Regions from separate parts of the Homo sapiens genome. Here regions 2, 3 and 4 are each linked to region 1. A link is a loop called in an ENCODE intact Hi-C map of the cell type or tissue named here. Cell type or tissue: PC-3. All regions are shown on one strand. Links, peaks and the distances in the headings refer to the core of each region. The heading gives the core; the rest is flanking DNA. Region 1 overlaps TMCC1 (transmembrane and coiled-coil domain family 1). Region 2 overlaps TMCC1 (transmembrane and coiled-coil domain family 1). Region 3 overlaps TMCC1 (transmembrane and coiled-coil domain family 1). Region 4 overlaps TMCC1 (transmembrane and coiled-coil domain family 1).

Region 1 (7,582 bases), core at 1,205-6,204:
AATAGCCCATCTATTTTATTCTGTGAGGAAGTAGAATATTTAATTTTTTCTTATTTCTATATGGAGGTATTTAGGGAATAGTTCTTAGTGGTTTCATATGAAAGCATTTTGAAAGACACTAGTCTCAGAGAAGGGAAGTGGGCCAGAAAACTTGTATTACAACAGCCTAAAAGAATCAAGGGAATGTCTAGATCATTTACCCAGATGCCATCTTCTTCAGGCCCTGCTTATGTTTTAATTATTTTTTCCTAAGATCCTTCTGGACTGGACAGCATCCATTGTCTGTCTATAGTTGGCGTCAGTCTGAAGTTGCCCAAGCCTTACCTCAAATCCCAGGAAACCAGGACCAGAAAAACTCAAGGCTCAGACCAACTTTGGAGGATATCTGACCATAGCTAGGGAAATAGGTTCTATCCCTTGAATACTTTGGAATTAATTTAAACTCATGAGTGAAGGCTATGACCTTGAGGAGAACAGACACTTTTTTTGGGGGGGTTGGGGGGAGGTGTGGGAATTAGGCGTATGTTAAATGGAAGCTTTTTTCTAATTGCATATGTTATAAGACAAGTTGTTATTAGTTACTGGTAATTCTAAACATTAGACTCATTAATGTATTAGCACTTTATGTCACTAATGCATTACTAATGTTTCATTAATGTATTAGTATTTTACACTATTTTCAAGTTTTTTTAGTAATTGAGCGATACAGAATATACAATCAGGTCTTGGTAATATAGACTTTTAAATTAAATAATATAAAGTTAAAAAATAGCAAGAACAGGCCGGGCATGGTGGCGCACGCCTGTAATCCCAGGGGATTTGGGATTTTGGGAGGCCGAGGCGGGCGGATCACAAGGTCAGGAGATCAAGACCATCCTAACACGGTGAAACCCCATCTCTACTAAAAATACAAAAATTAGCCGGGCATGTTGGCGGGCACCTGTAGTCCCAGCTACTCAGGAGGCTGAGGCAGAAGAATGGCCTGAACCTGGGAGGTGGAGCTGGCAGTGAGCTGAGATCGCGCCGCTGCACTCTAGCCTGGGTGACAGAGCGAGACTCCGTCTCAAAAAAATAGCAAGAATAGACACTTTTAATGTTTGGTCTAGTGTGTGGGCATAGTGTCCTCTTTACAGAGGATCAAACTAAAGGAGAGTGTGCCCTTCTTAAGAAGGCAGATCAGAGATCCCTTTCCACTGATGTCAGGGATTGACTTGACTTAGAAAACACCAGGTAGTGTGTATAAGGAAGCATGTTCAAAGAATGTTCACTGCATCATTGTTATAGTGGAAAAGTTGAAAACAACCTAAAAATCCCCAAGGGGGAACTAGCTGCATATATTATAACATAGCCTAGCCATACTATAAAATGCCAGGCAGCAGTTAAAAAAAAATGAGGTAGATTCTGTGTATTGACATGGAGAGATCACCAAGACCCACTGTTGAATGAAAAAAAAAGCAAGTTGTGAATCGATTCCTATAGTGTGATACTATTCCATGTTTGGAAAAGCCAAACCCTGTAAAATATTTTAAAGAGGTTTATTCTGAGCCAATACAAGTAACCATGGCCTGGGGAACACAGTCTGAAGAGGTCCTGAGAAAATATGCCTGAAGCAGTTGGGTTACAGTTTGGCTTTATACATTTCAGGGAGACAGGAATTGTAGGTAAAATCCTAAATCAACACATGGAAAGTATACATTGGTTTGGCCCAAAAAGGTGGGCCATCTCTAAGTAGGGGCTAACAAGTCATAGTGGGCTTTAGGAATTTTTTAGCTGGCAGTCGGTTGAAAGAGTTAAGCTTTGTGTAAAGACTTGAAGCCAGTACAAAAATGCCTAAGTTAACGGAGTCTGTTGTCTGTCATGTGATGCTATACCTGAGTCAGGTTGGAAAGAAAGCCACATTAACACCAGTTAATTTTTTTAAAAACTGATGAGATTTTATGGTTTATAGGGTGAGATTTAACCTTGTCTGGCATGGCCTTAGGTCTTGTTTATAATTTGATGTCTTACTGCCACAAAGAGTCCATTCTGTCAGTCTTATGATCTCTATTTTCACATTAATGCTGGTCATTTGTGCCACAACTCAAAAAGGGAGGGGATATAATAAGGCATGTCCAGCCTCTTTCCCATCATTGCCAAGAACTCACTTTTTCAGGTTTCTTTGGGGTCCACTTTGGCCAAGAGGGAGTCCGTTCATTTGGCTGGGGGTCTTAGGATTTTATTTTTAGTTTACAGATAGGAAATAAAAATAATAATTCCGTATATTTTCCTTGACACATATATGCATACACTTACACACATAAAAGGGTGAACACAAACAGTACTGCCTCAGGGACAGGGATTGGAATTGAAGGAAATGTCAAGAGAGACTATCCTATTTGAAATTTTTTATGTTGAACAAATATATTCTGTGCAACTTAGATTAATTTTCAATGAAAAAAGAGCATATATTTGTGGTCTTGTCATTAAAATGTTCTAGACTAAATAAATGTTAAGTGTGGCCACTGCTTCCTGTGACTCATCCCACTGGAATGCAGTGGAGGGCAATTTGGGGGAATAATAATCACTTGAATAGTGAGTTATACATCTAGCCTTTTACATTCATTCAAGGCTCCAGCATATTTATAAAATCATTGGCATTGCTCAAGATGCATCTGGCTTGCCCAGGGGGCATGTCAGCATCTCAGAATACTTGTGAGCAGAAGGCTTAACTCTTCCCTGTTCTGGCCCACAGGAGGCCCTGGAGGCATGCCAGACGCGCATCTCCAAGATGGAGCTGCAGCAGCAGCAGCAGCAGGTGGTGCAGCTAGAAGGGCTGGAGAATGCCACTGCCCGGAACCTTCTGGGCAAACTCATCAACATCCTCCTGGCTGTCATGGCAGTCCTTTTGGTCTTTGTCTCCACTGTAGCCAACTGTGTGGTCCCCCTCATGAAGACTCGCAACAGGACGTTCAGCACTTTATTCCTTGTGGTTTTTATTGCCTTTCTCTGGAAGCACTGGGACGCCCTCTTCAGCTATGTGGAACGGTTCTTTTCATCCCCTAGATGATGCTGGCACAGAAGGCATTGTTCCCTACCCTCTGGCGAGTGCATGCAGCAGAGAGTTAGACAGCAACTTACCTACTCTGAAGTTTTCTACAACAAAAAAAGAGTTGAGTGAATCTGTTTACATTTAGAATAATGTTTTTTTCTTCAAGAGACGCAATTGCAATAGTATTTTTTAGATTTTATCCAAGAAGTTTTTTGGGCGAAAATCTTGGATCATTTTTATGTAGCATGATTTTCCTTGGGATGCAAATCTTAAAACAGTCCTTTAATATGAACCAACAATCTGGAGCACACCGAAGGGCAATCTAAATTGTGGCTTGAAGGACTGCACTAAAACCCACTAAAAAGATGCGAAAACCTGATGAGGGCAAACCAGTTAAACCTAACACCCTGCCTTGTCTGGGCTCATCACCTCTCCCTATCCCAGACTAACTTTACTGTGAAATCCTACCACATTCCATGTCTGAATTTTTGGATTCGGGGTGGATTTTCGTTGTCCGTGGAAGAACACATGGATCTCTCTGGCTTTCTCACCCAAGTTGGCCACTTACGCTAATCCTGGAAGTATGATCACTTTTGAACCTGCCCCTTAACCTTGACGAGGATACAAAAGTGAAAGCATCATCCCCCAAAGGATCACTGCACAGTCCTACTACAGTATTTTTAAGTAGCCCTCTAAATACTTAATTTTAAGCAAAATCCCTTGGCCGCACTTTTAAGGTTTTTTTATATGTGTATAGTTACCAACCTAAAAATAAAAAATCCGAACAGCATACTTGAAGAATGTAATACTCAAACTCTCAGTGCTTCCTTATGGTTTCTAATAGGATTTTTTATTATTGTTATTATTATTATTGGGTTTTTTTGGACAGGGTTGGGAGGGTCTTTTATTTTTCCTTTGAAATAAAGAAGTGATGTTTTTAAATGAAGAAATGTGTGGATATTTAAGTGTGCTGCTCCCTCTTGTCTTGAAACAGTTTGAGTAAGAAAGTCTTGCTGTAAATGCTGCCCTCTGCCGCCTTTGTTTTGAGATGCAGTTTAAACTCCCTCTGGCTGCTGCTGCTGCTTTTTGGTGTCCCGACATACCTACGCCCCCGTTTTATGGGTTTGGCTTAGTTGAAGAGGAAAGGGTTGTGCAAGGAGAGCAGGAGGCTGTTTCCAAAAACCAGTGTAGTAGGATAGGGATTTTTTTTTTTTTTTTTTGCCCCAAGAAAACGTTCACCCAGTGATCTTGGGCTGGGGTTGTCTTTAGGAAAAGTTGAGACTATAAGAGTCATAAATAAGTCCTTGTGTTTCCTTAATTTATTTTGTTAACACCCCTAATTACAACCAAAGTGATGATGTGGAGTCTTCTGTCTTCATTTTGGCCCCAGCATTCTTAATTTCAAAGCTTTATTCTGTCTGCCTAAGAGAATCAACCAAAGGTGATTCTCCTAAAGAGCAGTGAAGGAAATGTCAGGTTAGCAGGACCCAAGTTTTGGGTGTGAAATGTTGCCAGCTTCCTATAATGTAAACGGACTTGTTAACCTAACCTAATTATGCTCAGTGGACTTCTATAGATGGTTTTGAAAAATGAACTGAGCTGCCTTCCCCCGTCGCATAACCAGTTCCATCATCCTGGTGGAACTTGAACATTTAGAGTTTATCTAGAGAGCTTGGTTAATCTTTCCATATTATTTGTAGTATTGGTCACAAATGCTGTTCCCTCTTAGCCTCATTCTGTGCAACCAAGTGCATATAAGATGCCCTGAAAAGAGTAACAAAGTATGCTTTGCCTGTTTCCACTTACCAGGAAATTCCTTCAGAACTAGATTAGCATTGCCCTGCCTGTCTGAAAGGACAGTTTACCTAATGGTGCCAGCCTCCTTTTGCTTTGGCAAGCTGGATTTCTCAGAGCCAGCATGTTGTTTCCATAACTACTTTGATATTTTAACTCAGGTACTCCAGTCTTCACCCCAACCTCAGCTGATTGTAGTACACCTGCTAGCTCTGTTGCCCCCTCAAAACTGCACCCAGAGCAGGGCCACAAGGGTGCTTTTTTTCTTTAAAAAAAAAAAAATTAGAACCAATTCATGTTCATGCCAAAAACAAATTGTCCCCAAGCCTATATGTATTAAAATGTTAACTTTGCCTAAAAATATTGCAGTGACTTTTTAGGCAGGAGTGCCAAAGGACACTATGAACTTTTTGAACTGACAGTTTCTCCTAACTTTCTGCTTTAGCGTAATTGCTCAGAGTAGAGAGCCCCCACAAAGTTATTTAAAAGATGCCCTAGCAGCAATCCACCAGTTTTTCTAAGCTAGAACCTTTGAGTCCCCCAAACTGCCTGAAGACTTAAGTTTTGTGGGCACTGGAAGTCACTTTGATAGATGGATTGAAACTGTTCCTATTTGCCCTGGGACGGTTTCTATCTATCAAAGGAAGGTTTTCACCTGTAGAAAGCCCCCTGCCTCCAGCCAAATAGTCCCATGCTGACTTTCTATCTTCCTTTCTCAAACTGTCTTAGGAAGGACCTTCAGTGCAGATCAGGTGCAGTAATGGCTTTCTTGTCCCTTAATTATTCACCAGACCCAGAAGTTGTACGCATTTAATGCTGTTTGTAACCATGCATCTGTTTTCATTCTTTGCTGTACCTTTTGCTGCCCATCCTGTTACTTTTGAGTTTCTTTCATTGTGGTTGTTCTTGGGTTCTTTTGTCTTGTCAGAGCTCTTCTATAACCTCGCTCTAATGGCTTAACAGTTGTTCTGGGTGGAAACGTCCCCTCATTTGAATGCTCCTCTAAAAAAAAAAGAAAAGAAAACTGTATTCATTCCCTTTAAAATGAAACATTCCTGGTTTATTTGTCCATGCCTCTAGCCTGGGTGAGTGAAGCTGGCTGTGTTGGCCTGGGTGATTGTTCAGGTTGTAGAATGCGCATTTTACATTGTTTATGATAATTGAAGGGTACTTCTGTCTGCTCCAATTTCCATTCCTTGGTATACTCAGTATGTCCTAGTAAGGAAGGCTTTCCACTCTACTGGCTCCTTAAGAAGCAAAAGTAGGTTAAATTTTATACTTCACTGACTAGGGTCTTCTCTCTCCCCTGTTCTGAATGGAGTAAAAGTCTGATGCCAAGACAAATATTGGGAGCGAGCCTTCCTCACTAGCCATGTCCAAATAATGAGCGTATTTTCATGTGGTCTTCACTGCATTTGGTTTTGTTTCTGATTTCATGTTCCTTTGAGGTACAGTCAGATGAAAATGCTGAGTTCTGAGAGAGTTCCAATGAGGAGCTGCCTTTCAGCTTTGGAAAATATGCAACTAAAACAAAACCAAACATTATTGTAATCTGACACAGGCAAAATTATGGTTCCCACACCCCAACCCCAAATGAAACCTGGGATTTTGAATGTGGCTCTAAGAGTTAACATTGCTGTCTGTATGTCGTGTATGCTAGGTGATATCCTCAGTAGGGATTGACTACTAGACTGTGTGTTTTATCAAAGTGTGTAAGAATAAAAACTCACTTGCACGAATTGAAACGTAAAGAAATGACACTTGTGAACGTGTGAACGTTAACACTGTAGTTGATAGATCTTAAGCTGCTAATTGTTGAGAGAGATTTAAATTTATGTTCTGTCTGGTCGCTGCAGATTCTCAGCAGCACTTTTACTGTATATAGAAATTGAAATAAAGACCTCAGCTATTAACCTGGTGGTCAGACTCATGTTTGTTTTGCTTTTTATTTTTGAAACATTTAACATATGTAGTTCTACATGCATGTAATGCATTATTATCCAGCCTAGTGCCACCTGTAGTTTTGTTATAAAAGTAGTAATTTCTATTAGGACTTTTTCCTGATGATCTCTGGGAGGCCTCTGGAAATCCTGAAGTCCTAAACTTGCCTTTGACCTGGTACCAAGCAGAGACATGATGATTCGGTCCTTCACAGCTCCAGTCTGAATGTCGAGAGCTTTAGTCCCACTTCTGGCTTGCTAGCTGTGTGCCTCTTACCCCATGTATAAACTAGTGATACCACACCACCCAACTTGATCCTACAGGTGGATGTTGTGAGAGCAAGGGATACATCTTGTGAAATCTTTGAAAATTCCCCTTAAAATATGGGCCAGGCTGCCATGTACAGATATGCAGGTTGTATATTGCCCAACCCTGCGGGGGCTTCATAAGTCTGATAAACTGTGAACAACATCCAGGAGTTGTGTAGTGCATACGGGACACATAGAGCTGCCATGATAATGGGCGATACATAATTTCAAAACCTGCTTTATTTTTATCCTTTAAAAACCTTGGAGACTTACTGAATGCCAGTAAAAACTGGGTGTGGTGGCTCTCACACCTGTAATCCCAAAACTTTGGGAGGACAAGGTTGGAGGATTACTTGAGGCCAGGAGTTTGATACCAACCTGGGCAACATAGTGAGACCCCTATCTCTACAAAAAATAAATTTAGCTAGGTGTGGTGGCAGGCACCTGTAGTCCCAGCTACTCAGGAGGCTGAGGTGATAGCATCACTCGAGCCCAGGAGTTTGAGATTACA
Region 2 (7,582 bases), core at 1,469-6,468, 82 kb before region 1:
GTGATAAAATTATTGCCACAGTTTTCACTATCCTGAGTGACTCTACAGTGTAGCATTCTGGCAGGCTCTGCACGGGATACAGGTATGTCCTGCCAGTTGCAGATGCAGATGAGTCAGTAGAATTGATAGTTTGGCATTTGTGCCAGTAGATACCAAGTGAACATGGTGATCACTTGCTCATCCTCCTCACAATCCCTGCACGAGATCCACAGCCTTAACTCAGGTGACCCAGCAGATTTTTGGGTCATTTGTAAGATCAAAAAAACAAATTCTCTACTTTCTTACCCAGCAAGTCATATGAGAGCCAGAAGAGGGTATAGAATGAGTAAAACTCCCCTTTCTACTCTGGCCAAAGTACATTACTTAAGGTCTACAGATAAGAGCAGGTCTTTCGGCTCTACTCCATGTAGACTTTTCTTTCTCTGATGTTCCAGGAGTCCCCCCAGAAGGTCAGCAGGCTTCTACCATGTTCGCAGCTTTGAACGAAATCACTGCCAGGCTGCAAGATGTGCCAAATAACCTGCTGTACTGTATTGTAGCAGATGATGGTGGGGAAAGCAAGAGAGCTCATAGAGGCTGCTCCTCTCCTTACTGTCTTGAGTCATGAGACCTTTACTTAGGATATAACAGAAGCTAACCTGTTTTTCACTTGCTCTCTTACATGCACTTTTGAAACGTATTAAATCTTCATAATCCCTGGTTCTCTTTGCTTTTTTTTTTTTTTTTAAGAGAGTCTTGGCTCTGTCGCCCAGGCTGGAGTGCAGTGGCACAATCATAGTTCACAGCAGCCTTGAACTCCTGGGCTCAAGAGATCCTCCCGCCTCAGCCTCCCAAGTAGCTAGGACTACAGGTGCGTGCCACAACACCTGGCTATTTTTTTCTTTTTCCTTTTTTGTGGAGACAGGATCTCACTGTGTTGCCAAGGCTGGTCTCAAACTCTTGCCTCAAGCAATCCTCCTGCCTCAGCTCCCAAAGTGCTGGGATTACAGGAGTGAGCCATCACACCTGGCCCCTTTTAGCTTGCTTAAACACACTTTTTTGGCGAAGTGTGTTTAGCTAACATATTGTTAGAATATTCTTTCATTAAACATTTGAATGTTAACAATGTAATGTATATATGTTCTCATAGTTTTTTTCTTTCTGATTTTTGTGTTATAAAATATTTCAAACAGAGGCTGGGTGCAGTGGCTCACGCCTGTAATCCCAACACTTTGGGAGGCCAAGGCGGGCGGGTCATGAGGTCAGGAGATAGAGACCAGCCTGGCTAACACAGTGAAACCCCATCTCTGCTAAAAATGTAAAAAATTAGCCGGGCGTGGTGGCGGGCGCCTGTAGTCCCAGCTGCTTGGGAGGCTGAGGCAGGAGAACAGCATGAACCCGGAGACGGAGCTTGCAGTGAGCCGAGATCACGCCACTGCACTCCAGCCTGGGTGACAGGGCGAGACTCCATCTCAAAAAAAAAAAAAAAATTTCGAACAGAAAAATAAAGAGATTAATGGGTGGCTGTATGCAAGAAAAATGAAAAAGAGAATAACAACAAACACTCAAGCACAATTACCAAGCTTTTCAAACTTGGTACTTTCATTTTTTTGTGTACCATTCCTCAATCCATTCCGCTTCTTCAGAGACAAGTACTATCCTGAATTTAGTGTTTTTCATTAACATATGTGTTTTATTCTTTTGTGTTTTTTGAGACAGAATCTCCCTCTGTCACCCATGCTGGAGTGCAGTGATGCAATCACAGCTCACTGCAGCCTCTGCCTTCTGGGCTCAAGCAATCCTCCCACCTCAGCCTCAAGTAGCTGGGACTACAGGCACCAGCACCAAGCCCAGCTAATTTTTATATTGTTTGTAGTGACGGGGTTTCTCCATGTTGCCCAGGCTGATGTCAAACTCCTGAGCTTAAGCAGTCTGCCCACCTCAGCCTCTCAAATAACAAATATGTCTATGTACTTGTATTGCATGTACATCTGTCCATAAAAAAACATATAGTTTTGTTTTACATGATTTTAAATTTTATGTAAATGATTCTCTTCTACATGTTATGCAAGTCTGTATACGCAAAATTTCTTTACTCTTTTCACTTGATATCATGCTTTTGAAATTATTTACACTGATAACATATAGTTCTGATCTACTTGTTGTATAGTATTCTGTTTTATGAATATACCAGTTTGTAAGTTGATTCTCCTGTTAATGGACATACAGTTTTCAATATTTCATTGTTTCATAAACAGTGCTACAGTGAATACTCTTGAACATGTCTTCTTATGCAAATATATGGAGTTTCTCTAGTATATACTAATTTATCTAGTAATTCCTAGGAATGGATTTACTGGGTTATACAGTATATTCATCTTCTGTTTAACTAGATATTGCTAAATTGCTATCCAGAGTGATTATGCTAACTTATTCCTATCAGTAGTGTGTGAAAGTTCCCATTGACCTGCATCTTCACAAACACTTAAAATTTTTGCCTGTTCGTGGATGTGAAATGGTGCTATCTACACAGTTTCTTTCTGTGTAGTGATTTGTTTATGTTGGGCAAAGCTTATGATAGCTAGTGGAGCTGATTGACATCCTAGATATTTTAATTCAGGAAATATTAGTGCTTAATTATACAAACAGGTTGGTAGGCTATTCTGAATGAAATGCTGCTTGCTGGTGAAATACTCTGTTTTCAAGACCGCAAAACTAAAACCTTGTTTTAGGAATTCTATACAAGAATAACTTTGGGGAAAATTTTTTCCCTTAGGGCATTTCCACTTTCCAAATTTTTCCTCGTTGTTCCCTTTTCCTCCAATGATTCTCTTAATTCTGACTGATACCAGTCAGGGCATGAAAGAATGAAATGTCCAAACCCTTACTGACAAATTATACCTGACAGCAGAATAAACCCACATCTACTAAGAGGCTTCCATGGTTTTTACTGCTATCACTTTGATTACTCCAATAATGAAACTATTGAATCTGTTTCTTAGAAGCCAAGGTAAGAAAGCAGAGAATAGTCTGCCATTGAACTGATAGCATCTGTTTTATAATTATCTGGTGACTTTTCTAGAGAAGATGCATAAAGGCTGTGTTGTTTCATGTACACCACACTTGAATGATTGCTTCTTGAGTTGGATTGTACTCCAGTTATCTATTTCTGTGTAACAGTTCACCTCAGAACTTCGTGGCTTAAGATGCCTGTTATGGGTAAGATGGAGCAAACACATTTCACCTGTCTTTTCTACTGAACTCAGCTAAAACACCTGGCCTAGAGCAACTATTTGAGGACTCCAAAAGACGTATCTTAAAAGTTGCACTAAGAAGGAGCAGATTTTGAAGTACTGTTGAACCAGGGTTTAATTTATCATTCTCACCTCTCTCATATCCTCAGGCTTCAAATCAACACAGCCTAAAACCCCTAAGTGGACATTAATGTGGATAAGAGAACTCTAGGAGAAGCCTTCAGTTCTGGTTCAAAGAATGGGAAGGCGATATTGTAATACTAATAGAAAGTACAGAAACTTTTTCTTTTTTCCTTTTTCTTTCCTCTGTTCTCTTGCACCATGAACCTCAAGCAGTCCTGCAGTGACAGCAGATTGGGGTCTAGCAAGAGCTTAAAACTCTGATTTTAGGGAACCATTCTCAGATCAGTGGAGCTGTGGTTACAAGAGGGTGGAATGAGTCTCAATTGCTTTTTTTCTCTCTCCTTCATCTGCTTGCTTCCAAACAAAGGCACTATTATGGAAATTGTATGGCTGAGCAGAGTAAATAACATACCAGCTTTCTGACTAGGTAATGAGAAAGGGGAATCCCATTGACCTAGAAAGTACTGGGAGATTATAAGATATTTGAAAATAAACTCTTTAAATTTTATTATGAATTTTTGAGCTTATTCATGCAGTCTGCATGCAGAAATCTGACCCCAAACAGTATACCTAGACTTTGAGAAATGAAGTAGGGGTTAGACCATTGCCAAGTCCCAGACTGGCAACAGGGTGGGTGGTGCATCTGTGGGACAGATCCAAAAAGCACTGCAAAGACTTTGAAAACTTAACTGACATTGGAGTTCTGGCTGGGGAACAGTGCAAGGATGTCCTCTCTGGCAATTTCTATTGGTATTGAAGTTCTCGCCAGTAAAATAAATCAAGAAAAGGAAATAAAAGACATACAAATTGGAAAGAAAGAAGTAAAACAATTTCTATTCACTGGCTACATCACTGTATATGTAGAAAACCAAGGAATCCACAGAATACTCCTAGAACTAAGTGAGGTTAGCAAGGTTGCAACATACTATGCCAGTCTACACAAAATATTTAGAAAAAAAATTTCAAAAAGTTCCAAAAAGCAAAATTTGAATTTGCCACACATGAAATACTATGTTGAATCCATGTGAATGAAGTGATGTGTAGGCATTGCATTGGGTATTATAAATCTAGAGATTCTTTAAAACATATGGGAAGCCAGGCACAGTGGCTCACACCTGTAATCCCAGACCTTTGGGAGGCTGAGGCAGGTGAATCGTTTAAGCTCAGGAGTTCAAGACCAGCCTGGGCAGCATGGCAAAACCCTGTCTCTACCAAAAAAAATACGAAAAACTAGCCGGGCTTGGGGGCTGACACCTGTAGTCTCAGCTCCTTGGGAGGCTGAGGTGGGAGGATGGCTTGAGCCAGTAAGTATGAAATTAGCTGCTGTGTAAAAAAATTTTGGGCCAGGCACGGTGGCTCACGCCTGTTTAAAAAAAAAAAAATGATGAAGTTCCCCTCTATTCCTAATTTGCTAAGAGTTCTTATTTATTTATTTATTTAGAGACGGAGTCTCACTCTGTCACCCAGACTGGAGTGCAGTGGCACGATGTCGGTTAACTGCAACCTCTGCCTCCTGGGTTCAAGTGATTCTTGTGCCTCAGTCTCCCAAGTAGCTGGGATTACAGGCATGCATCACGATGTCTAGCTAATTTTTGTATTTTTAGTAGAGACAGGGTTTCACCATGTTGGCTAGACTGGTCTCAAACTCCTGGCCTCATGTGATCTCTCCACCTTGGCCTCCCAAAGTGCTGAGATTACAGGTGTGAGCCACCGCGTCCAGCCTAATTGGCTAAGAGTTTAATAATGAGTGGCTGTTGACTTTTCTCAAATGCTTTTCCTGTATAAATTGATATCATGTGGTTTTGCTTCTCTGGGCTAATGTTGCTTACCTTGCTTGGTTTTCAAATATTGAACCAGCATTGCATTCCTGATACAAACCCTGCTTGGTTATGGTATATTATTCTTCATATACATTGCTAGGTTTGATTTGCTAGTATGAGGGCTATTGGTCTGCTGTCTTGTTTTGTTTTAACAGATCTTCTCCGGGTTTAATTCCTGGATAATGCTGGCTTCATAAAATGAGTTCCTCCTTCTGCTTTCTGGAACAGATTGTATAGAATTGATTTATTTGTAATGAATGTTTGGTAGAATTTAGTGAAACCACAGGGAGATTTCTTTTTCAGAATATGTTTAATTACAAAATTTCATTTTAAAAACTGTTATATAACCATTCAGTTTATCTATTTCATCTTAGGTGATTCTGGTAGTTTGTTGTTTGAGAATTTGGTCCGCTTCATGTAAACTGTTGATTTATGTACACACAGTTCTTTGTAGGCATTCCCTATTATCCTTTTAACACAATTCCAATCAGAAATCTCAGCAGGACCTTTTTGTAGAGATAGACAAGCTTATTCTTAAATATATATCGAAAGGCAAAAGAACTAGAAGAGTCAACCATACTGGAAAAGAAAAATAAAGTTACGTGAATTATTCTGCCCAGCTTTCAGACTTACCATAAAGCTACAGTAACCAAGATGAGGCCATATTAGTAAAAGGGTACACATGTAGATTAATGGAATAGAATAGAAAGTTCAGAAATAGACCCACGTAAATATTGCCAGTTCATATTTCACAAAAATACAAAGGCAATTCAATGGAGAAAGGATAGTGTTTTCAAAAAGAGGTGTTGGAAAAAGTAGAAATCTGTAGGCAAAAACTTGAACTTCTCACACCTTATATAAAAATTAACACAAAATAAATCATAAATTAATATATAAAATAAACTATGAAACTTTTAGAACAACACAGGAAATTTTTAATCTGTGAAAGATGCTATCGAGAGAATTAAAGGGCATGCTGCATATTGGGAGAAAAATTTGTAAATCACATATCTGACAAAGGACTTATATTCAGAATACAGATGGTTCCTGACTTAAAATGGTTCAACTTAACAATTTTTTTGACTTTACAATGGTGCAAAAGCAATATATGTCTAGCAGAAACCATATTTCGAGTACCTGTACAACTATTCTGTTATTCACTATCAGTACAATAGTCAATAAATTATTTTTCTATTTTTTTATTTTATTTATTTAAAAATTTTTTTAAAAGCAGAGACAAGGTCTCACTCGTTGGCCAGGCTGGTCTTGAACTCCTGGGCTCAATTATTCCTCCCATCTCCGCTCAATATTCCTCCCATCTCAGCCTCCTAAAGTGCTGGGATTACAGGCATGAGCCACTGTGCCTGGCCTCATTCCTTTTTATGAAATAGGCTTTGCGTTAGGTGATTTTGCCAACTGTGGGCTAATGTAAGCGTTCTGAGCAATTTAAGGTAGGTTAGGCTAAGCCATGATGTTCAGTAAGTTAGGTATATTAAATACACTTTCAACTTGCAATATTTTCATTTTATTATTTTTTTACGATGGGATTCTTGCTGTGTTGACTAGACTGGTCTCAACCTCCTGGCCTCAAGTGACCTCCCATCTTGGCCTCCCAAAGTGCTGGGATTATACATGTGAGCTACTGTGCCTGGCCAATATTTTCATCTCACAGTTCATTTATTGAGACAAAAGTCAAGGAACAGCTGTATATAAAAAATTGTCAAAGCTCAATAGTTTTATTTTTAAACCCTATATAATACATGGTCAAATGTCTTAAACAGATTCTTTACAAAAGATTCTTTAATGTCTTAAACAGATTCTTTAAAACAGACAACAAAAGTTGTCATATACAATGACAACTAAATACATAAAAAGATATTTAGCCTTAGTATCCATTAAGAAAATGCATTTAAAATCTTGATGAGGTACCACTCTTAAAATGACTAAAATAAAAAACTGACAGTTGCAAATGCTGACAAGGATGCAGAGAACAATTGGAACTCTCATACACTGCTGGTAGGAAAGGAAAATGGCAAAACTACTCTGGAAAAATTTGGTGATTTTTTTTTTTAAGTTAAACATACTCTGAACATGTGACCCAGTAAATCCATGCCTAGGTATTTAACCTAGAAACATGAAAACTTACATTTCTATGAAATCCTCTACACTGATGTTTATGGCATCTCTACTCACAATTGCTAAAAAATGGAAACCATCCAAATGTCCTTCAACAGGTGAATGGATAAACTGTGGTATATACATACAATGAACTACTACTCAGCAATGAAAAGGAATGAACTATGATACATGCATCATCCTTTATGCATCTCAAAGACATTGTGTTGATAAATCAGTCTCAGAAAGTTATATACTGTATGATTCTGTTTATGTGACACTCTCAGAAAG
Region 3 (7,582 bases), core at 1,467-6,466, 110 kb before region 1:
GGAAAGTATACTAATTTTAAAACTAAATCGAGCCCAGAAAGTTGAGGCTGCAGTGAGCTGTGATTGCATCAGTGCACTCCAGCCTGGGCGACAAGGCAAGACCCTGTGTGAGGGGAGAAAAAAATCAGGGTTGACATGGCTTAGCAGGGAAGAGGAGGAGGGATCAACAGGTGAAGCACAGGGGATTTTTTTTTTTTTTTTTTTTTTTTGAGACGGAGTCTCGCTCTGTCGCCCAGGCTGGAGTGCAGTGGCGCCATCTCGGCTCACTGCAAGCTCCGCCTCCCAGGTTCACGCCATTCTCCCGCCTCACCCTCCCGAGTAGCTGGGACCACAGGCGCCTGCCACTACGCCCGGCCAATTTTCTTTTGTATTTTTAGTAGAGACGGGGTTTCACCGTGTTAGCCAGGATGGTCTCGATCCCCCGACCTCGTGATCCGCCCGCCTCGACCTCCCAAAGTGCTGGGATTACAGGCGTGAGCCACCGCGCCCGGCCAGCACAGGGGATTTTTAGGGCAGTGGAAGTATTCTGTCTGATACATGGATGCGTGTGCATGCATCAAAACCCGTAGAACTGTACAACACAAAGAATGAACTCTAAAGTATGAATTTAGTAAATAGTAACGTGGGCTGGGTGCAGTGGCTCACACCTGTAATTCTAGCACTTTGGGAGGCTGAGGTGGGTAGACTGCTTGAGCCCAGGAGTTCAAGACCAGCCTGGGCAACATGGCGAAACCCCTTCTCTACAAAAAATACAAAAATTAGCCGGGTGCGGTGGCTCACACCTGTAATCCCAGCACTTTGGAAGCCCGAGGCGGGCAGATCACAAGGTCAGGAGATCGAGACCATCCTGGCTAACACGGTGAAACCCCGTCTCTACTAAAAATACAAAAAATTAGCCGGGCATGGTGGCGGGCGCCTGTAGTCCCAGCTACTTAGGAGGCTGAGGCAGGAGAATGGCGTGAACCCGGGAGGCGGAGCTTGTAGTGAGCGGAGATCGCGCCACTACTCCAGCCTGGGCAACAGAGCGAGACTGTCTCAAAAACACACACACACACACACACACACACACACACACACACACAGAGCGAGACTGTCTCAAAAACACACACACACACACACACACACACACACACACTAGCCTGGCGTGGTAGCACGCTGCTGTGTTCCCAGCTGTTCAGGAGGCTGAGGTGGGAGGATTGCTTGAGCTGAGGAAGTGAGAGGATGGCTTGAGCCCAGAAGCTCGAGGCTGCGGTAAGCTGTGATTATGCCACTGCACTGAAGCCTGGGCGACAGAACAAGACCCTGTCTCAAAAAAAGAAAAAACAAAGAATTAATATGTCAGTTTTGATTTATCTCTTGTAACAAATGTACCACACCATTGGAAGATGTTAATGATATTAGGAAACAGTGCAGGGAAGAGGGGTTATAAGGGAACTCTGCATTATCTCTCCAGTTTTTCTGTAAACCTTAAACTATTCTAAAAAATAAAATCTATTAATTAAAAAAAATTTTTTTGGGCCGGGTGCGGTGGCTCACTCCTGTAATCCTAGCACTTTGGGAGGCCGAGGCGGGTGGATCACGAGGTCAGGAGATCGAGACCATCCTGGCTAACATGGTGAAACCCCGTCTCTACTAAAAATACAAAAAATTAGCCGGGCGTGGTGGCGGGCGCCTATAGTCCCAGCTACTCAGGAGGCTGAGGCAGGAGAATGGCGTGAACCCGGGAGGCGGAGCTTGCAGTGAGCCGAGATGGCGCCACTGCACTCCAGCCTGGGTGACAGAACGACACTCCGTCTCAAAAAAAAAAAAAAAAAAAAAAAAAAAAAGTTTGGCTGGCTGCAGTGGCTCATGCCTGTAGACGGGGGGCTTTGGGAGGCTGAGGCAGGAGGATCACTTGAGGCCAGGAGTTTGAGACCAGCCTGGGCAACATGTCTCTTAAAAAAAAAAAAAACTCTCAAAAATGGTCATAGGCCTGGCATGGTGGCTCATGCCTATAATCCTAGTACTTGGGGAGGCTCAGGTAGGTGGATCATCTGAGGTAAGGAGTTCGAGACCAGCCTGGCTAACATGGTGAAACCCCATCTCTACTAAAAACACAAAAATTAGCTGGACGTTGTGACACATGCCTGTAGTCCCAGCTGCTTGGGAGGATGAGGCAGGAGAATCGCTTGAAACCAGGAGGCCCAGGTTGCAGTGAGCCGAGATTGTGCCACTGCACTCCAGCCTGGGCAACAGAGCAAGGCTCTGTCTCAAAAAAAAAAAAAAAAAGTCATGAATTACACAAGTGTAAGAATTAAAGTAGTGGTTGATATGTAAGGTCACTTGGAGTTTGGAGGCAGTTATGGAAGAATAGTAGGGCTTGCTTTGAGATATCTGGTGGTTTATCTAACCACTTAAAACCCACAAACCTTCCATGTTCACACTAGCACTAATCACAATAGCTGACAGGTGGAAGCCATCCAGATATCTGCTGGTAGACAAATGGATAAACAAAATGTGGTCCGTACATACAATGGACTATTACTCAGCCTTAAAAAGGAAGGAAGTTTTGACACATGCTACATACATACTGCAATATAGATGGACCTTGAAGACATGCTAAATGAAATAGTCACAAAAAGATACCATATGATTTCACTTGTATAAGCAGTCAAATTCATAGAAAAATAAAGTAGAATGGTGGTTGCCAGGGGCTGGGAAGAGAGGGAAATGGGGAATTGTTTATTGGGTATAGAGTTTCAGTTTTGTAAGATGAGAAAATTCCAGAACTCTGTTTGCACAATGTGAATATATTTGACACTACTGAACTATATACTTAGAAACGGTTAGGATGGTAAATTCTAACCACAATTCAAAAAGCACTTATACAAAAACCCATACAAATCTGTTCATTTGGGAAGACATAAAAGGAAATAATTTGGAAACTAACTTTATGATACTAACATAAAGATACTCCAGACTCATCTTGTATTTTCCCTGCCCCAGCCCTACAATCAGCTATTTCTCAAAGGAGTCTTGGTTCCTTTTATTGGATTTAGCAACCAAGATTTGGGTTCTGGATTTAGCAACCAAGATTGCTACGGGAGTGTCATTGCTTCTTTTAGCTTACAGAACTAGAAAATGTATGTATGTAGGTATACCAACTCACATATGCGCACATCTGTAATTATGTATCCACCTGTACAATTATTAACCTAAACATGAATTCCATTAGATATCTGTTAGATGTCTCCAACTGTAATCTAGTACCACAAAGTTCATTCTTGCCTTTTCTTTTTGCTTATCTGTAAATTCCCTCACCAACAGTAAGACATCTGATCCACCACCCATCATCCATTTACTTATTGTTTATCCACAGTATACATGTAAAGCAGTTTCAGGACTGTGGATCTGGGAGAAACAAATTTACCAACTAGCATACAGTGTTTATGTATAGTTCCTTTTGTTTTCAGTCTTACAGTTTCCAGCCAAAACACTATTTTCCAATGTTATATCAGGTATTTGTATTAAAGGTAGATTCATTTTTCACAATCTTTATCTCATTCAGAGATCCCCATTGCATGGTTGATTTTTTTTTCCATTTTCTAAGTTCACATACATCAAAGTTTACTCTTTGTGATGTCCAGTTGTGGGTTTGGACAAATGCATGGAGTCATGTTGTGATTTTGAGTGTTATGATTTCTTTTTTTTTTAATTTATTTATTTTTAAGATGGAATTTCTCTCTGTCACCCAGGCTGGACTGCAGTGGCACAATCTGGGTTTACTGCAACCTTCAACCTCCTGGGTTCAAGCGATTCTCGTGCCTCAGCCTCCCAAGTAGCTGGGACTACAGGGGTGCACCACCACACCTGGCTAATTTTTTTGTTTGTTTGTTTTTAGTAGAGACGGGGTTTCAACATGTTGGCCAGGCTGGTCTCAAACTCCAGACCTCAAATGATCCCCCCACCTTGGCCTCCCAAAGTGCTGGGATTACAGGCATGAGCAACCATGCCCAGCCGATTCCTTTTTATTTTGGTCTTTGTCTTTCTGTTGAGAGGGGTCATAAGCCAGGATAGCCACTCTTTAGGAGAGCCCTGGTTGGCAGGGAAGGGTTATATTCAGGTGTGTCAGGTGAGACACAGTAAGAAAGTTAAACCAAAATGCATGAGAGAGAAGAAATTTGTAATTTGCAGAGTGCAGAAAGGTTGCTGAGGGGTGGCAGTGGGAAGACTGGAGGTGGCAGGGAGCTCAACCAGAGGATAGGGGAGTAAGAGAGAAGGAAAGAAAAAGGGAGGAAGGACCTGTGGGACTGTGCCTTTATTAAGGTTCATGGGCATTATCTTTCCCTTGGGGGTTGTAGATTGTAGATTGGCTAAGTTAAAGAAAACAGGAGTGAAAGGGGAAACTTATTTGTATGACTCTGGTGTTGACTGTTAGGTTTTATTATGATCTGCAGTTTGGAATGTTGTGGGCTTTGGGTCAATGAGATGAGGAAGAAGCAGGCCATATGGCAAACAGCCACACAGCAAGGAGAAGTTTTAACTATGCCAAGGGTGAGAGGCATTTCAGAAACTTATGTCAAGCCTAAGGATGAATGCTGAGGCAGCAACTATATTAAACAAATTTATGACACATGTATCCTATAGTACCATACACAACAACTCCTTTACCCTAAAAATTTCGCTTTGCTTCCACTTTATAATCAACAACTCCCCTCACTACCAACTGCTGGCAATCTAATCATTTTCCATCACTATAGTTTTGCCATTTCCAGAAGTCATGTGAATGGAATCATACAACATGTAACACTTTGAGTCTGGCTTTTTTCACTTAACAGAATGCATTAAGATTCATCCATCTGGCCGGGTGCGGTGGCTCACGCCTGTAATCCCAGCACTTTGGGAGGCCGAGGTGGGTGGATCACGATGTCAAGAGATCGAGACCATCTGGCCAACATGGTGAAACCCCGTCTCTACTAAAAGATACAAAAATCAGCCAGGCTTGGTGGTGGGCGCCTGTAGTCCCAGCTACTCGGGAGGCTGAGGCAGGAGAATCTCTTGAACCTGGGAGGCGAAGGTTGCAACCACTGCACTCCAGCCTGGCAACAGAGCGAAATTCTGTCTCAAAAAAAAAGCAAAACAAATAAAGATTCATCTGTCTTGTTGAATCAATAGAAACAATAGCATTTTCCTTTTTATTGCTAAGTAGTATTCCATTGTATGAATGTAATTACAGTTCAGTTACCTATTCTGTCATTCAAGGATATCTTGATTGCTTCCAGTATTTAGTGATGATGAAGAAAGCTACTATAAACATTCACATACAGGTTTTTCAGTTCACTTGGATAAATATATAGGAGCTTGATGGCTAGATCATATGATAAATCTATGTTTAACTTTGGAAGACAGTATGTCAGTTTCTTTTTTCTTTCTTTTTTTTTCTTTTTTTTTTTTTTTCTTGAGATGGAGTCTTGCTCTGTGGCCCAGGCTGGAGTGCAGTGGCATGATCTGGGCTCACTGCAACCTCTGCCTCCCATGTTCAAGCAATTCTCCTGCATCAGCCTCCTGCGTAGCAGGGATTAAAGGTGCCCACCACCACGCCCAGCTGAGTTTTGTATTTTTAGGAGAGACAGGGTTTCACCATGCCAGGTGGTCTCAAACTCTTGACCTCAAGGGATCCACTCACCTCAGCCTCCCAAAGTGTTGAGATTACGGGCGTGAGCCACCGCCCCAGCCTTGGCAGTTTCTTATAAACTGAATGTGCCATTTTGTATTCCCACTAGTAACAAATGAGATTTCTTGTTCCACATTACCAGGATTTGTTGTCTGTTTCTGGATTTTGGGTATTCTAATGTGTGTGTAATGCTATCTAGGGGTTTTAATTTCCACTTTCCTGTTAGTTTTGATGATGAATATCTTTTCACGTGTTTGTTCGCCATCTGTATATCTACTATGACGAAGTGTCTTCAGATCTTTTGCCCATTTTAAATTATATTGTTTTCTCATTATTGAGGTTTTAGAGTTCTTTACATATTCTGGATTAGATCTTTTATCAGAATTTCTGATTTGCAAATATTTTCTCCCACACAAATATTTATGGCTTATCTTTTCATTCTCTTAGCACTTTCTCCTTTCTCTTACAAATCAATAGTTTTCACTTTTAATGAAATCTAACTCACCAATTTTTTTCTTTTTTAAATAATTTCAACTTTTATTTTAGATTCAGGGTACATGTACAATTTATTACTTGGGTATATTGCATGATGCTGAGGTTTGGGGTATGATTGATACTGTCACCCAGGTAATGAGCATAGTACCCAATAATTACTTTTTCAACCCTTATTCCCCTCCCCCCTCTATCTTCTACTAGTCCCCAGTGTCTATTGTTGACATCTTTCTGTCATTTTTTTCTTTATCATATGTTTTTGGTGCTATATCTAAAACCTTATTGCCAAACCCAAGGTCAGGTAGACTTTTTTTTAGACAGAGTCTCACTCTGTCGCCCTAGCTGGAGTGCAGTGGTGCGATCTCGGCTCACTGCAACCTCCGCCTCCCGGGTTCAAGTGATTCTCCTGCCTCAGCCTCCCGAGTAGCTGGGATTGCAGGCGCCCGCCACCACACCTGGCTAATTTTGGTATTTTTAGTAGAGACGAGGTTTCACCATGTTGGCCAGGCTGGTCTCAAACTCCTGACCTCAGGTGATCCACCCACCTCAGCCTCCCAAAGTGCTGGGATTACAGGTGTGAGCCACTGCACCCAGCCTTTTTTCTGTTTTTTAAAAGATTTTTTATAATGTTGCATTTAATGTTTAGGCTTATGGGCTATTTTAAATTAATTATTTTGTATAAGTTGTAATAAGATGTAAATATGCTGAGATTCCTTTTTGGCAGGGATACATATTGACATACAAATTTTCCATCACCATTTGCTTAAAAGACTATCTTTTCTCCATTGAATTACCTTTGCACCTTTGTAAAAATGCAGTTGGCTATATTTGTGAAGGTCTTTTTTAAGACTCTCTATTGTATTCCATTGATCTGTGGACCGTATCCTTCCTCCGGTATTACCCTGTATTGATTGTTGTAGTAAGTCTTAAAATCAGGTCATATGACTCCCCTAATTTTGTTCTTCTTTTCCAGAATGGTTTGTCTATTCTAATTCCTTGTCTTTTCATGTAAATTTTAGAATAACTTTATATATGTATAAAAAGACCTGGCTAGCATTTTGATTGGGATTATGTTGATCAAACTGGGGAGAATTGAGTCTTAGCAATATTGAGTCTTCCAGTAAATGACATGGTGTCCCTTTCCATTTATTTGACTCTTCTTTGGTTTCTTTTATCAGTGTTTTGTAGTTTTTCACATACAGATCCTGCATATATTTTGTCACGTTTATAGCTAAGTGCTCCTTTAATGGGAGGGGGCTGTGATAAATGGTATTGCTTTTTAATTTGGGATTTCAGTTGCTCATTGCTGGTACATAGGAATACCATTGACTTTTGTATATTGACCTTGTGTCCTGTGACCTTACTGAAGCAACTTATTTTTTAGTTCAAGAAGGTTGAGTTTTTTTGTTAGTGGGTCTTTTGTTTGGGGGATTTTTT
Region 4 (7,582 bases), core at 1,434-6,433, 140 kb before region 1:
ACTCAAATTTTTGATCACCAACATCTTTTAACTTCTTACTACTTAACAAATTCCTCTACTTTCATGGTTATTTATATTGGCAGTTGCATGGGCTTTTGTAAATAACTACATAAATTACTTAATCTGTTCTTATATAATAAAATATGCTATCTGTATTGTTATTTATTGTGGGATTGCCAAAAGAATCTCATTTAAGGGGCCTAAAATGCCACAGAAAACCCTAAAACTGGCAGCATTGTTGACTAAACATTTTGAAAATAGATTTCTTCACTCCTTGCTTTAAATGTAGACAGTAACTAAAAGAATAATAATTTCTGAAAGAGACTATTACTTTGTTATTTGTTAATGAGCTATTCCCATTTGGGCAGTTTGTAGGAAAATAGTTAACAAGTCTGTGCAATTTAGAATGGAGAAATTACTGAATTTTGTTACTATTTATGTTTCCATTTCATTAGTAGAAAACATTCTGAGCACTTCTTTAGGCTGAAAGCAGGTTGCCTTGTTAGTGAGGGAAATTAAGTTTCACTTACCACTTGTTTCACACCCCTGTCTCCTTTCCTTTTTTTTTTTTTTTTTTTTTTGGATAGGAAGAATCTTTTAGCAATGATTTAGGATTCTAGTTGCTTATATCAATCAGAAACACTGTGTGTTTAAGACAGTGTGTCTTTCTGTAAGGCACTTCATTATTTCCGCATCAGTATTTCATGAATCCTTCTTACATTCCTAGGAGATAATTTCAGAATACTGTTTCACTATCTCTGCGAGAAAAATGGAGGTACTGGTACTCTTACCACTCAAAAACCAGAAAGGCGGCTGGGCATGGTGGCTCATGCCTGTGATCCCAGCACTTTGGGAGGCTGAGCGGGCGGATCACCTGAGGTCAGGAGTTCGAGACCAGCCTGACCAACATGGTGAAACCCCATGTCTACTAAAAATACAAAAATTAGCCGGGCATGGTGGCAGGCGCCTGTAATCCCAGCTACTTGGGAGGCTGAGGCAGGAGAATTGCTTGAACCTGGGAGGCAGAGGTTGCAATGAGCTGAGACCATGCCATTGCACTCCAGCCTGGGGGACAAGAGCGAGACTTCGTCTCAAAAAAAAAAAGAAAAAAAAAAAAAAGGCACACAACTCGGGTGCTCTGTCAACCTACTTTCCACTTGGAATTAAATTTTAAACAGCTTAAATGTTAGGTTATATTGTGTTCTCTGAACCTTGGTATGAAGGAGTCTTTACTTTTGGTTATAGGTGTTCATCTAAAAGCTTTTTAGCTTTGGAAGTTTACAAAAAATACACTTAGATATGTTCAACCTTCTTTCTGCTTAAAGTTTTTAAGAGTAAAAGATTTGTTTGTTTGTTTTGTTTTGAGACAGGGTCTCTCTGTCGCCCAGGCTGGAGTGCAGTGGCATGATCTTGGCTCACTGCAGCTCCCACCTCCCATACTCGAGTGATCCTCCCACTCCAGCCTCCTGAGTAGCTGGGACCACCTACTCATGCCACCATGCCCAGCTAATTTTTTGTGTGTTTTTTGTAGAGATGGTGTTTCACCGTGTTGCCCAGGCTACTCTCGAATTTCTGAGCTCAAGCAATCTGCCTGCCTTGGCCTCCCAAAGTGCAGGGATCACAGGCATAAGCACACATGCCCAGCCTAAACGTTTTATATATACATTTTGGTTAGGTAATTTTTTTTTGGAGACTTGGCAGCCTATTATTTGTTTGAATTTGATGCATCTTCTCTGCTCTTCCCGAGATATTATGAAATACGTGTTTTTTTTTTTTGTTTGAGATGGAGTGTCGCTCTGTCGCCCAGGCTGGAGTGCAGTGGCGTGATCTCGGCTCACTGCAAGCTCCGCTTCCCGGATTCATGCCATTCTCCTGCCTCAGCCTCCTGAGTAGCTGGGACTACAGGTGCCTGCCAGCACACCCAGCTAATTTTTTGTATTTTTAGTAGAGATGGGGTTTACACCGTGTTAGCCAGGATGGTCTCGATCTCCTGACCTCGTGATCCACCTGCCTCAGCCTCCCAAAGTGCTGGGATTACAGGCGTGAGCCACCGCGCCTGGCCTATGTGTGTTATTTTTTAGGTAAAATTTTAGATCCTATTTGGTGATAATTGGATACTGGTAGTATATGATACGAGCATAGTTGAGAATAATCATTGCATAGAAACCTGTCTTTTCAAATTCATTTTTTTGTGTTTCTTACCTGAAGAAAAAAGTTACAAACACTACATGATTTTCTCACAATAATATTGATGTTTTATTTAGTTTTTATTTTTAGAGATAAGGTCTCACTCTGTTGCGCAGACTGGAGCATCATGCCTCACTGCAGCGTCAAATTCCTGAACTCAGGCAATCCTGCCACCTCAGTCTCCCAAGTAGTTAGGACTCCTGAGTAGTAGTTAGGTAGCACATGCTACCAAACCTAGCTAATTTTCTTATTCTTATTTTTTGTAGAGACAGGGTCTAGCTTTGTTGCCTAGGCTGGTCTTGAACTCCTGGTGTCAAGTGATCCTCCTGTCTTAGCCTCCCAAAGCATTGGGATTACAGGTATGAGCCACTGAACCTGGCCATATTGAGGTTTTAGAGCGAGAAATTACTACTTATTTGAAGAGTTGGGATACTACAGTAGTCTTCCCTTATCCACAGGAGATATGTTCCATGACCCCCAGTGGATGCCTGAAACTGAAGATAGTACTGAACCCTATATATACAGTCACGTGTCATTTAACACTGGGATAACTTCTGAGAAATGCATTGTTAGGTGATTTCATCATTGTGAGAACATCGTAGAGTGTCCTTACATAAACCTAGATAGCATAACCTACTACACACCTCGGCTATATGGTATAGCCTGTTGCTCCTAGGCTACAAACCTATATAGCATGTTACTGTACTAAATACTGTAGGCAGTTTTAATACAGTGGTATGTATTAGTGTATCTAAACATAGCTAAACATAGAAAAGGTACAATAAAAATACAGTATTATAATCTTATGGGACCACTGTCATATATGTGGCTAGTTGTTAACTGAAATGTCATGTGGGTTACGACTGTACTGTGTTTTTTCCTATACACATATCTGTGATAAAGTTTAATTCAGAAATTAGGCATAGTAAGATGTTAACAGTAACAATAAAATAGAACAATTATAACAGTAGGCCAGCACCACTCCTCTTGTGCTTTGTGACCATTATTAAGTAAAATAAGGGTTATTTGAATACAACATTACCATACTGCAACAGTCGATCTGATGACCAAATCGCTTACTCAGTGACTAGCGGGTGGGAGCCAGGGCTGGATAGGCTGGACAAAGGGATGATTCACATCCCAGGTAGGATGGCATGAGGTTTTATCATGCTACTCAGAACGGCATGCAGTTTACAACTTCTGAATGGTTTGTTTCTGGAATTTTCCATTTAAATATTTTTGGATTGCAGTTGACTGTGGGAACAAACTGTAGGTAAGGGAGGACTATTGTAATACAAATTTTATAAGGTTGTTTTGATAAATCAATAGGATAATAAATGTGAACTGCCTAACATAGTGACTGCACATAGTAGGTTCATTCCAACAAAGGCTTTAAATGTAGCATATGACATAACTTTGCTCACAGGAAATTGAGAGACACTGGAACAGGGAAAAAAAATATACGAATGAGTTCTGCCCTAAACAGTACTAAATTCATTCAGAAGTAATGAACAATTCCAAGAGGAGCACATAGACTGGAAAGTTTCATTAAATGAAACGTTATCCTCACAGTGGTTGTCTGGAAGCAGACCCAAACAGAGGAAGAGTGGCAAAGATAGGAATATTTTTATCTTTGGAACTGCTCTTACAGTTATTTTTCATACCTCTTTACCTGCATTGATTCACTCTGAGCTGTTCCTTTTGTTTTGTGTGTAGATTTTAAAAAATTACTTCATTCCAACAAGAGAGGGCAATTACCTCAGGAGGCCACTTTAATGTGTTTAACTTTGGCACAAGTTGAAGTCACCGTCGGAGTATGCCTCTCTGCACCTGACATTCCTTCCTGAGGCAGGACCCCTCCCTGTGAATAAGAGGAAAGGCTTGGCCAATTATGCTAGACAAAGCCGCACAGCTGCCGAGCCCAGCTGGGAGGAGTTTCCTTCTTGAGCAGGGAGCTGGTACAGCCAGGGGCTTGCTTTTCACCACCTCCTTTTTTTTCACACTGCCTCACCTTAAAGGATTACCTAAGGTGGAGGTAGAGAAGGGTGCGTTGCTGTCTGCAGTGGACACTCTCTGCTGCTGGGACGGCTGAAGAGGGGAGGAATTGGTGCAGTTGCCTGTCTCCTACTTGGAGCAGATGCTGTCTGACCCCAGCACACCACTCCTCCTCCCACAGAGACCGGAACATCAGGTCTGTCCTCTGGAGTTTCAGGTAGCACCACAGCGGCATCCTCGCCTACTGGTCTGGTGGAAAGGGAAGGGGTGGTCCTTGTGTTTGGACCCCTCACAGCTGACTCACAGGAAGTGCTAGAAGAGCTTGGCACTGGGCACAGCGGCTTCAGGATTACTGCCCCACCCACCCTGCCCTCTCCCACGTAGGTTTTCCAGTATCTCTTGATAGAACAATGAAGGCTTTCCAAGTTTGCTAAGACTCCCAGGGAAATTCTTTGCACTTCTCTGGCAGTCTTCAAAATGTTCTGCCACCGACTTTCCCAAGAAGCTGTTATTTAAAAAACCCTTCGTGGATTGCTTTGTCTGAAGATCCTCTGGGTGATCATGGTTCAGCGCTTTAGCCTCAGGAGGCAGCTATCCAAGGTGGGTTGGTAGTTTTCTATGTTTGTGGAGGGGAAACTCTCACTTGCTTCAGCATGGTTCCTTTTTCTCTGGAACTGTTCTGTCAAGCCTGCCGTCCTCCAGCGCTAAGGAGGGGCTGAGGGAGGAAGCACTGCCTTTTGTTCTTTTATCTGACAGGCACAAAGCTTGAAGGCTGACTGCACTGGCAGCCCCAGATTGTGTTCCCCTAAAACTGCAGCTGTCATCTGAATTTGGGCAAAGTTGTAGTTTGCTCCTGAGATAGAATTTCCAGAAGGGTGTGTGTGAAAGAGATAATTGTGGGTTGAAAGTGTATATTTAATAAGCAATTAATCTGTCAGCTTGTGGACCAAGAGGAGAAAGCCTTCTTCTCTGTGGAATCAGTGCTTTCATACATTTCACTATTAAACTGAGAAAAACTACCACAAAATAGTTTAATGAGCAAGACTGGCATTAAAATGTTAAAATGAGTGGTTGTGTTGAGAAACTTGAATACTTAATGAAGTATATGAAAAGCAGTTACAGAGAGGCTCACAAAGCAGTTTTTACAGAGTTCTGATGAAAAGCAGGTTCCATGTGTGCAGCTTTTGGGGAAAAGTTTTTTTAACCTGAGAAAATCATACTTAAAATAGTAAAAAGGTGAAGCACGCATTTAAGAGGGGATGGTGATTTATGAAATCCACTCTGCCTGTAGCCAGCCCTCCTTGACCCAGTCATTTAGTGCAGAAACTAATATGGAAAGAGGTGTGGTAAGAGTTGAGCTTTATTTCAAAACCCATTGTGTTCTTTAAAAGCTCCATTTAAAAAATGTAGCAGTTGGTGGCTCAGTTGTGTCACAGTTCATTCCCTGAATACAGAAGCTTAAACAAATAGTAAGTCTGTAGGCATTCTTCACTGCCTTGGCTGTTAATCAGAATTGTTAGATCCTGAAATGTATTGTGATCTTAAGGGAAAACCTTTAGTTCCCTCACAGGTGACCCCAGTGTAGAGTGTGTGCACTGATGCAGAAATGAGCAAAGTGCTTGCTTCCATCCCTGTGTCACATATGCATAGTTTTTCTTGGGACTTCTAAGCCTAACGGGATTTTTAGGAGTATTAAAATATATTTAACTTGCTCCCTTCCCCCCTGCTCCATGGTGTGTGTGTGTGTGTGTGTGTGTTTGAAGGCCTCCACATTTCTCTTACACAATAAAAAGAATCATTTTTGTTGCTCTTTCAATGTCCTCCAGTGCTTGTATTTTCATATATATAGTACATTTAAAAAGCAGATGGGTAGATATCAGGGCAGTGACGTTCCTGCACAAGAGTGTCTGATAGTTGAGAGCCAGGTGATAATTTTCTAATTAGAAGGTAACTATATTATGGGTATTTTGCTGCCAGTACTTCTCTCCCAATTATTTTTTAAACTTTACCCTCTTCACTCTATACTATGTATATGACTGATTTACAAAAAGTACACTTTTGAAGGAATGGGATGCATCCTCTCTTTAGGTACATTACATAAAAACACTCAAAGATGTAGCCTTTTTTCATTCCTTTTCCTGGTACCCTTATTGCTCATTTGAATGTGATTTATGGATCCTATAATGGATGATCTAGACCAAAGCTAAGGAAATTTGTTGTCTATCAGATTTACTGTTCTATCAGAGTAATGAACTGAAAAAATATTTTTAATTATTTCAGTCTGTAAGGCACTTAAATATGAAGGAGAAACCGAATAGTTATGTTAGTGAGTTTAAAAAACAAACTCAGCAAATGGATCAGCGTGGCCAACATAGTGAAACCTCATCTCTACTAAAAATATAAAAATAAACCGGGCATGGTGGTGCGTGCCTGTGGTCCCAGCTACTTGGGAGGCTGACGACGCAGGAGAATCGCTTGAACCCAGGAGGCAGAGGCTGCAGTGAGCTGAGATCATGCCACTGCACTCCAGCCTGGGTGACAGAGCGAGACTCCGTCTTAAAAAAAAATATATCAGCAAATGCATCGTGCCTCTATTTGTCTTTTCAGCTAAATCCATAGGTTACCTGAGAGCCAGGGACCTGCCATACCCCAGTTTATGGTATTTCTGGCACATATTGAACACTCAAAATGAAATCGTTTTTTCATAGATATATATATGTGTATATATATATATGTATATATATATATACAGTTGAACAGCAATTTCAGATGTTTCCGACTTCAGTAACAAGCATTTTTGCTAATAAGTAATTTTCCACAGGAGTAGAGTTGTCTTAAGATCTGAGTTTTAAAAACAATTTCCTGTTTTAACAAAAAGAAAGTACTGATGTGACCATCTTTAAATTTCTTTAATTTCTCTTGGAAATTTTCTGAAAGAAGATATAAACGTTTGCAGTAATTTTAAGCCTAATACCCACTTTAGATGCTTTTTATGTTAAGGTTGATAGTCATGCTTACTTACACTGGATATTTTCCTTAAAATATTCAAGTGATTGTTGTAGGCTGGTAGATGTTCACATCTGAGTTAAAAAAGGAAGTAAATTAAGATTTAGGTGAAGTAAAAAACATTCCATTTTAAGAAAGATGCTCACCTGTTCTCTTTGACTGGATCTCAGTTATGTGATTCACAGAAAAGTTCTCAATTTTCCTTGCCATTTTAGATCATTTTCTTCCTTTATAGTTATCTTACATGTGACTTCAAAAATACTTATTAAGGAAACCTTTTTCTTCCTGCCCCATGTCTCCTGCGTGAGCCATCCAAAATAGTCTAGAACCTGTCAATGTGGATATTTCATTTAATTCTTGAGTTAGATAGTATCAGCTTGTTTTTTATCATTAA

The links. Peaks named below come from ENCODE experiments on the same cell type or tissue, not always from the same donor. Only the 100,000 strongest peaks of a DNase experiment are listed, where the experiment ranks them.
Region 2: a loop joins it to region 1, with 5 times the contacts of the local background. A loop is called at or near these places in 14 of 110 quality-filtered maps.
Region 3: it touches region 1 in a loop (4-fold over the local background); 3 of 110 quality-filtered maps call a loop at or near these places.
Region 4: a loop joins it to region 1, with 5 times the contacts of the local background. A loop is called at or near these places in 9 of 110 quality-filtered maps.

Annotation. Positions count from the first base shown.
Region 1 is chr3:129,646,945-129,654,526 of GRCh38, reverse strand. It overlaps TMCC1 (transmembrane and coiled-coil domain family 1), which reads left to right. Exons shown (of 7, transcript NM_001017395.5): 7 at 2,732-6,735. The coding sequence ends at 3,046. Among named protein-coding and RNA genes, the nearest start is that of PLXND1, 44 kb to the right of the region's middle. RefSeq lists a silencer at 2,627-2,921. In PC-3, for the core only: a CTCF peak has its summit at 4,062 (motif pointing left); DNase peaks (open chromatin) are centred at 2,526 and 4,076; H3K27ac peaks cover 2,391 bases.
Region 2 is chr3:129,728,792-129,736,373 of GRCh38, reverse strand. The region is part of intron 4 of TMCC1 (transmembrane and coiled-coil domain family 1); the gene reads left to right. Among named protein-coding and RNA genes, the nearest start is that of PLXND1, 130 kb to the right of the region's middle. RefSeq lists an enhancer at 885-1,385. In PC-3, for the core only: no CTCF peak of the experiment used is centred there; no DNase peak of the experiment used is centred there; H3K27ac peaks cover 1,227 bases.
Region 3 is chr3:129,753,955-129,761,536 of GRCh38, reverse strand. The region is part of intron 4 of TMCC1 (transmembrane and coiled-coil domain family 1); the gene reads left to right. Among named protein-coding and RNA genes, the nearest start is that of TMCC1, 140 kb to the left of the region's middle. In PC-3, for the core only: no CTCF peak of the experiment used is centred there; a DNase peak (open chromatin) is centred at 4,466; H3K27ac peaks cover 356 bases.
Region 4 is chr3:129,791,524-129,799,105 of GRCh38, reverse strand. The region is part of intron 4 of TMCC1 (transmembrane and coiled-coil domain family 1); the gene reads left to right. Among named protein-coding and RNA genes, the nearest start is that of TMCC1, 98 kb to the left of the region's middle. RefSeq lists an enhancer at 3,604-4,803. In PC-3, for the core only: no CTCF peak of the experiment used is centred there; DNase peaks (open chromatin) are centred at 3,295, 4,025 and 4,415; H3K4me3 peaks cover 3,212 bases; H3K27ac peaks cover 4,156 bases.